Regions from separate parts of the Homo sapiens genome. Here region 1 is linked to region 2. Evidence: chromatin loops called from intact Hi-C (ENCODE). Cell type or tissue: Calu3. All regions are shown on one strand. Links, peaks and the distances in the headings refer to the core of each region. The heading gives the core; the rest is flanking DNA. Region 1 has its middle 100 kb from the start of CEP126. Region 2 has its middle 150 kb from the start of CEP126.

What was found. A loop is a pair of places that touch in the nucleus more often than their neighbours do. Peaks named below come from ENCODE experiments on the same cell type or tissue, not always from the same donor. Only the 100,000 strongest peaks of a DNase experiment are listed, where the experiment ranks them.
Region 1: it touches region 2 in a loop (2.4-fold over the local background); 2 of 110 quality-filtered maps call a loop at or near these places.

What each region holds. Positions count from the first base shown.
Region 1 is chr11:101,810,883-101,813,810 of GRCh38, reverse strand. No RefSeq gene overlaps it. Among named protein-coding and RNA genes, the nearest start is that of CEP126, 100 kb to the left of the region's middle. In Calu3, for the core only: no CTCF peak of the experiment used is centred there; no DNase peak of the experiment used is centred there.
Region 2 is chr11:101,760,131-101,763,058 of GRCh38, reverse strand. No RefSeq gene overlaps it. Among named protein-coding and RNA genes, the nearest start is that of CEP126, 150 kb to the left of the region's middle. In Calu3, for the core only: no CTCF peak of the experiment used is centred there; a DNase peak (open chromatin) is centred at 1,558.

The DNA.
Region 1 (2,928 bases), core at 332-2,831, 51 kb before region 2:
TTATTTATTTTTAAAATTTTAGATTCAGGGGGTATGTGTGCAGGTTTGTTACATGGGTATATTGTGTGATGCTGAAGTTTGCCCTTGTATTGGTTCCATCACCAAAATAGTGAGCATAGAACCCCATAGATAGTTTTCAACCCTTGTTCCCTTCCCTTCCTCCCCACTTTTGGAGTCCCCAGTGTCAATTGTTTCCATTTTTGTGTCCAAGTGTATTCAATGTTTAGCTCCCTCTTGTAAGTGGGAACATGCAGTATTTGATTTTTCTGTTTCTGTGTTAATTCACTTAGGATAAGTGAATTTCTATGTTAACTCACTCCGGTTGTATCCATGTTGCTGAAAAGAACATGATTTTGTTCTTTTTTATGGTTGCGTAGTATGAACTAGTGTTTGACTAAATGTATGGGTGCCTCATGAACCAGTCAAGTTGACGCAAAAGCTTAACCATAACAGATATCTTTTGGTATTTCAGTAGATGTAGGAATGTGTTTTTTACAGCTGACAACATCCATGGCATTATGAAAAGTATCATTTTGATTTCTTAATGTAAAACTACCTTCTCTCTGGAGGTTTAGTAATCAGAATATTCCTAACATGTAAACCTTTTACAGTCAGCCCAGCATTTGAGTCCCACCATCAACTTGAAATCAGGTATTGGTGCTGTTGTTAGTAGTAAATATCTGAAGGTTGACAGGGTCTGGGAAGCTTGTGTATAAAAACTTCCCAGCAAGTTTTTCACCACATTTATATCTTAAATGTATTATGTCAGTGTTTATTGGTGGTGTGGGAAGCTACTTCATAGGATGTATTACAATTATTAGACTAAAACGAGATAGGCATTGTTATTTCTTCTGAAAGATAAGGACTAAGACGAACATTTTTATTCTTGGTGATTTTGAGATGCAACCATTTCTATTAAATGTTATGAATACGTAAACAAACATGTTGTTTGAAGATGATAACACAACAGTTAGACAGTTGTCATGAGGTTGCATGTAAATTGTTGAGAAAACTTCCCAGTGTACAGCAGGAGATCAATAAATTCTTCTCACATTCCTCCTTCTTTCCTTCTGGTACAGAAACCACACCTTCTATGACTCTGCTGTTATATATTTTAAATACTCTGTGAAAACTTGTTTGTTTTTTGATTGTTGAAACTATGACCACAGAAGGATTTTGCATTTTAAGTGGCTTAAATAGGAATCAGAAAAGCCTAAAATCTTGCAGAGTCTAAAGTAAAATAATTGTAAATCTAGTTCTGGCAACCTAGATGGTTAGATATTTGGGTAACTATTTAGCATGTGTGGCTTTTGCCAAAAACAGATTGCATAAGGTCATGGGATTTATGCAGTTATATTTTCACTTTAGGGGCTGTGGGAATAAAAATAATTCCCCAACTCCTCCATTTTAAATATATTCTTATAATCTTTTCATATTTTCTCCTGAGAAAACTCAGCTAATCCATATATCCTAAAGACACATGTATACAAACATACACATGTAGGCTAAATATTAAACTATACATTGAATATATAAAAATTACATATATAAACAGTATAAAATCTATATACCTAAACTAAATAGATAATATAAAAGTAAATATATTGATGTCTATATTTATATTTTTACTTATATCTATTAGAACCATGTCTTGATTTCTTCCTAGGGGTTAGAAAGCTGTCCTAGGGATATAAGATGAAGAAAAAATACACTGTCTCCCTTCATGAACTTCATATTTTATTTGGTGAAAAGATAAATAATTCATGTAGTGTTTATGCCTGATATAATAGAAATCTAACACAAAGTAATAATAGTAGAGGAGAGCATATGGGGTGGTTGGACAAGGCTTTCTAGGACAGGTGACAATTGACTTTTATGATAATTAGTAATTCCTCAAGAGGAAAAAGGCTGGGAGGGATAAAAAGGATGGCCTGCCGAAAGTCACAGTAGCATAACAGCACACAACTTGTCTTCAATAGGAGGTGCATGAGTGTGGGTGGAACCCAGTAGGTTGGATTGAGAGGATTCGTTGTGTAACAGCAGAAGAAGAACCTGAAAATGAGTTGAAAGATTGCTGTATTAGTCCATTCTCATACCGCTATAAAGAACTGCCTGAGACTGGGTAAATTATAAAGGAAAGAGGTTTAATTTACTCACAGTTCTGCAGGGCTGGGGAAGCCTCAGGAAACTTACAATAATGGTAGAAGGGGAAGCAAACACGTCCTTCTTCACATGGTGGCAGGAAGGAGAAGAATGAGAACTGAGTGAAGGAGGAAGCCCCATATAAAACCATCAGATCTTATGAGAACTTACTATCACCAGAATAGCACTGGGGAAACTGCCCCCATGATTTAGTTACCTCCCATCGGGCACCTCCCATGACACATGGGGATTATGGGAACTACAATTCAAGATGTGATTTGGGTGGGGACACAGCCAGACCATATTAGCAACCTACACAGAACAAAGGAAGTTTGAAACTATATTCCAGAGACCAATGTGCTATAGGGAATATGCATGAGAAATTATCCTTTTTCTTTTGGAAATTGAAAGAGATAAAACAAGCAGACCAAATTAAAGTTAAGACAGATTGTAGTGAGACGTCTAAACCAGCTCTTCCCAAATGCTAGTGTATACACAACGGGCCTGAGGAACTTGAAACAAGTCAGATTCTGACTCAGTATATCTGGGATGGGTCCAAAACTCTGCATTCCTAACAAGCTTCCAGGTAATGCCTAGTTGTTGGTCTGCAGACCACCCTTTGAGTAGCAAGGGGCCACAGCCTGAAAGGACCAGGAGAGAAGCCAGTCTGGTAGGAAGCAGAGGAACAGAGGCAGACAGGGCATGTTTGAAGAAAAATTGGTTTGGAAAAAATTATTAAAATATCCTGGTGGAAGCAAATTCACATAACCAATGACTCAATAATTT
Region 2 (2,928 bases), core at 222-2,721:
TGGGTATATACCCAAAGGACTATTAATCATTCTATTATAAAGATACACACATGCGTATGTTCATTGCAGCTTTATTTACAATAGGAAAGACATGGGATCAATCCAAATGCCCATCAATGATAGACTGGATAAAGAAAATGTGGTACATATACAGCATGGACTACTGTGCAGCCACAATAAAGAATGAGATCATGTCCTTTGCAGGGACACGGATGGAGCTGGAGGCCATTATCCTTAGCAAAGTAACACAGGAACAGAAAACTAAATACCACATGATCTCACTTATAAATGGGAGCTAAATGATGAGGCTACATGGACACACAGAGGGGAACAATAGACACTGGGGCCATTGAAGGGTGGAGAGTGGGAAGAGGGAAAAGGTCAGGGAAAATAATGAATACTAGGCTTAATACCTGGGTGATGAAATAATCGGTAAACAAACCTCTATGACACACATTCTATGTAACAAACCTACACATCCTGCAAATGTACCCCTGAATTAAAAAAAGAAAGTTTTAAACATGTAATAATTTGAAAATTTATTTTAAAATGAATAGATTTGAGTATTATTGTACTGGTATACTCATATACACTAAATGTATATATGACTATACACATTTGGTATGCCGTAAGATAAAGAAATTTGAAAGGTAAATGGAAAGTATTAGAAAATATTTATAATAGAGCCTAATATATAGAGACCTCACACAAATTCACATACACTCAACACAAATTAGCAATAGGGTTACAAAACTACTCAAAATCCCTAGAACAAAGTTTAGATGAGATAGTATGTCATGCTCTATCTTGTCAAAGGTAAAGAGGAAATCAAAATACTTAGTATTTGAGAGGGTTCATAGAAATTTTTACATACTCTTGGTTGGAGTTTAAAATGGATTAACTTTTCTTAAATGTATTTAGACAATTTTTAAAAAGTATATTCCTTTGACACAAAAGTTCCATGTCAAGAAATATAACTTGGAATAGATACATGCAATATGTAAAATGATCTTACAGCACTCTTGCTAAAATTGCTAGTCCTAGGCCTAGGTAGTCAGTGCTAACCTAGTTGTTCAAATTTTACTACCTGCACCTCGGGCCATTGGATGGATCTGGAGAAGCTTGCTACTAAGTTCAAGAGTCACTCCACACTATTTAGTCTCCAGTTGAATCTGACTCTAGTTAATTTCATTATCTCTAATCACTGTTTTAGGTTTCAGAAGTCCAAACTGTAGCTTTGCCGAGAGGAAAGTGGTGCATTTCATTAATAAACAAAAAGAATGGGGATAATTATTCTAAGGAAAATGTGTCAGATTTTTGGTTGAGAAATAAAACAGTTGCAAACTCAAAGTCTAAGTTGACAATTTAAAAAGGCCTATGCCTGGGCCGGGCACGATGGCTCACGCCTGTAATCCCAGCACTTTGGGAGGCCGAGGCGGGCAGATCTCGAGGTCAGGAGATCGAGACCATCCTGGCTAACACTGTGAAACCCCATCTCTACAACAAAATACGAGAAAAATGAGCTGGGTGTGGTGGCAGGTGCCTGTAGTCCCAGCTACTCAGGAGGCTGAGTCAGGAGAATGGCATGTACCCGGGAGGCAGAGCTTGCAGCGAGCTGAGATCGCGCCACTGCACTCTAGCCTGGGTAACAGAGTGAGACTCTGTCTCAAAAAAAAAAAAAAAAAAAAAAAGAAAGGCCTATGCCTGGAATTGTCCATCTCCAGGAATCAACTTTGTTTAGGGACTAAAGAGGAGTAAGATTGATTTGAAAAACCTATTTTAGTTTGATTATCAAAACAGTAAGAGCAGAATCATGGAAACAAAATGAAGGAAGACTATATGGCAGATGTTGGTGCCCACTCTTGTCTTCTAAATACTCGCTATTCCTCTATATTTCTGCAGCCTCCTACTGCAGACCCCTGCCATGCTATCTCTGAGGTCTTCTTTTCTGGTCACGTCCTGCTATAGACTGAAGGTTTATGTTCCTCAAATCCATGGTATCTAGAGGTGGAGTCTGGTTCGTGATTAGGTCATGACAGTAGAGCCCTCATGAATAGAATGAGTGTCCTTACAATAATCACCTCCTTATAAAAGAGACCTCAGGGAGCTCTCTTGCTGCTTCTGCCATGTGAGGCTGGGAAGACCACCGTCTATGGACCAGGAAGTGGGCTCTCCCTCACCAGACACTGAATCTACTGGTGACTTGATCTTGGGCTTCTTAGCCTCCAGAACTGTGAGAAATAAATTTCTATTGACTGTAAGTCACCCAGTTTATGGTATTTTGTTATAGCAGCCCAAGTGGACCAAGACACATGCTTAGCCTTTGCCCAGAAAAAGGTGGAATTACCCAGGAAATAACACCCGGGGGCAGTCTTCAGGCAAGGACAGACAAGAGCTGGTGGCTAAACCACCAGCTTCCTTCCCCCTAAAATAACTGTGAGACATACATAGACCTAATGATTTCCTCAGTGGGATGGAGCCCACATCAGTAACTTCCTTGTTAACACACACTATTGGTGTCATTTCTTTGCTAGTCTCACTTCTCCACTCCCTTATTAGTGCTTCCTGGGATCACTTCCAAAATAAAAAGTTTTCACTCAAATCCTTATATCCAGTTTTATTTCAGGAGTAGCTCAATGGAAGACAATAGTTCTAAGGTATATTCCAAAGCAGAGCCTCAGGATGGGATTGTGGAATTGAAACAGTCACTGTCCAAATAGCAATAAGTACCTCATTGCTGGCAGTAAATGTGAGGTGGGGGAACACCTGGAATACTGTAACATCAATATTGCTAAAGCTCCCACTTGTGGAAAAATTGGGAATGAACACAGTAGACAGTAATGCACTGGCTTACTTATGCAATATCTCTAGAGCTTGGAAGAGACTGGAACAACAGTATTTATAACGACTGTGGGGTAACTCTCAACC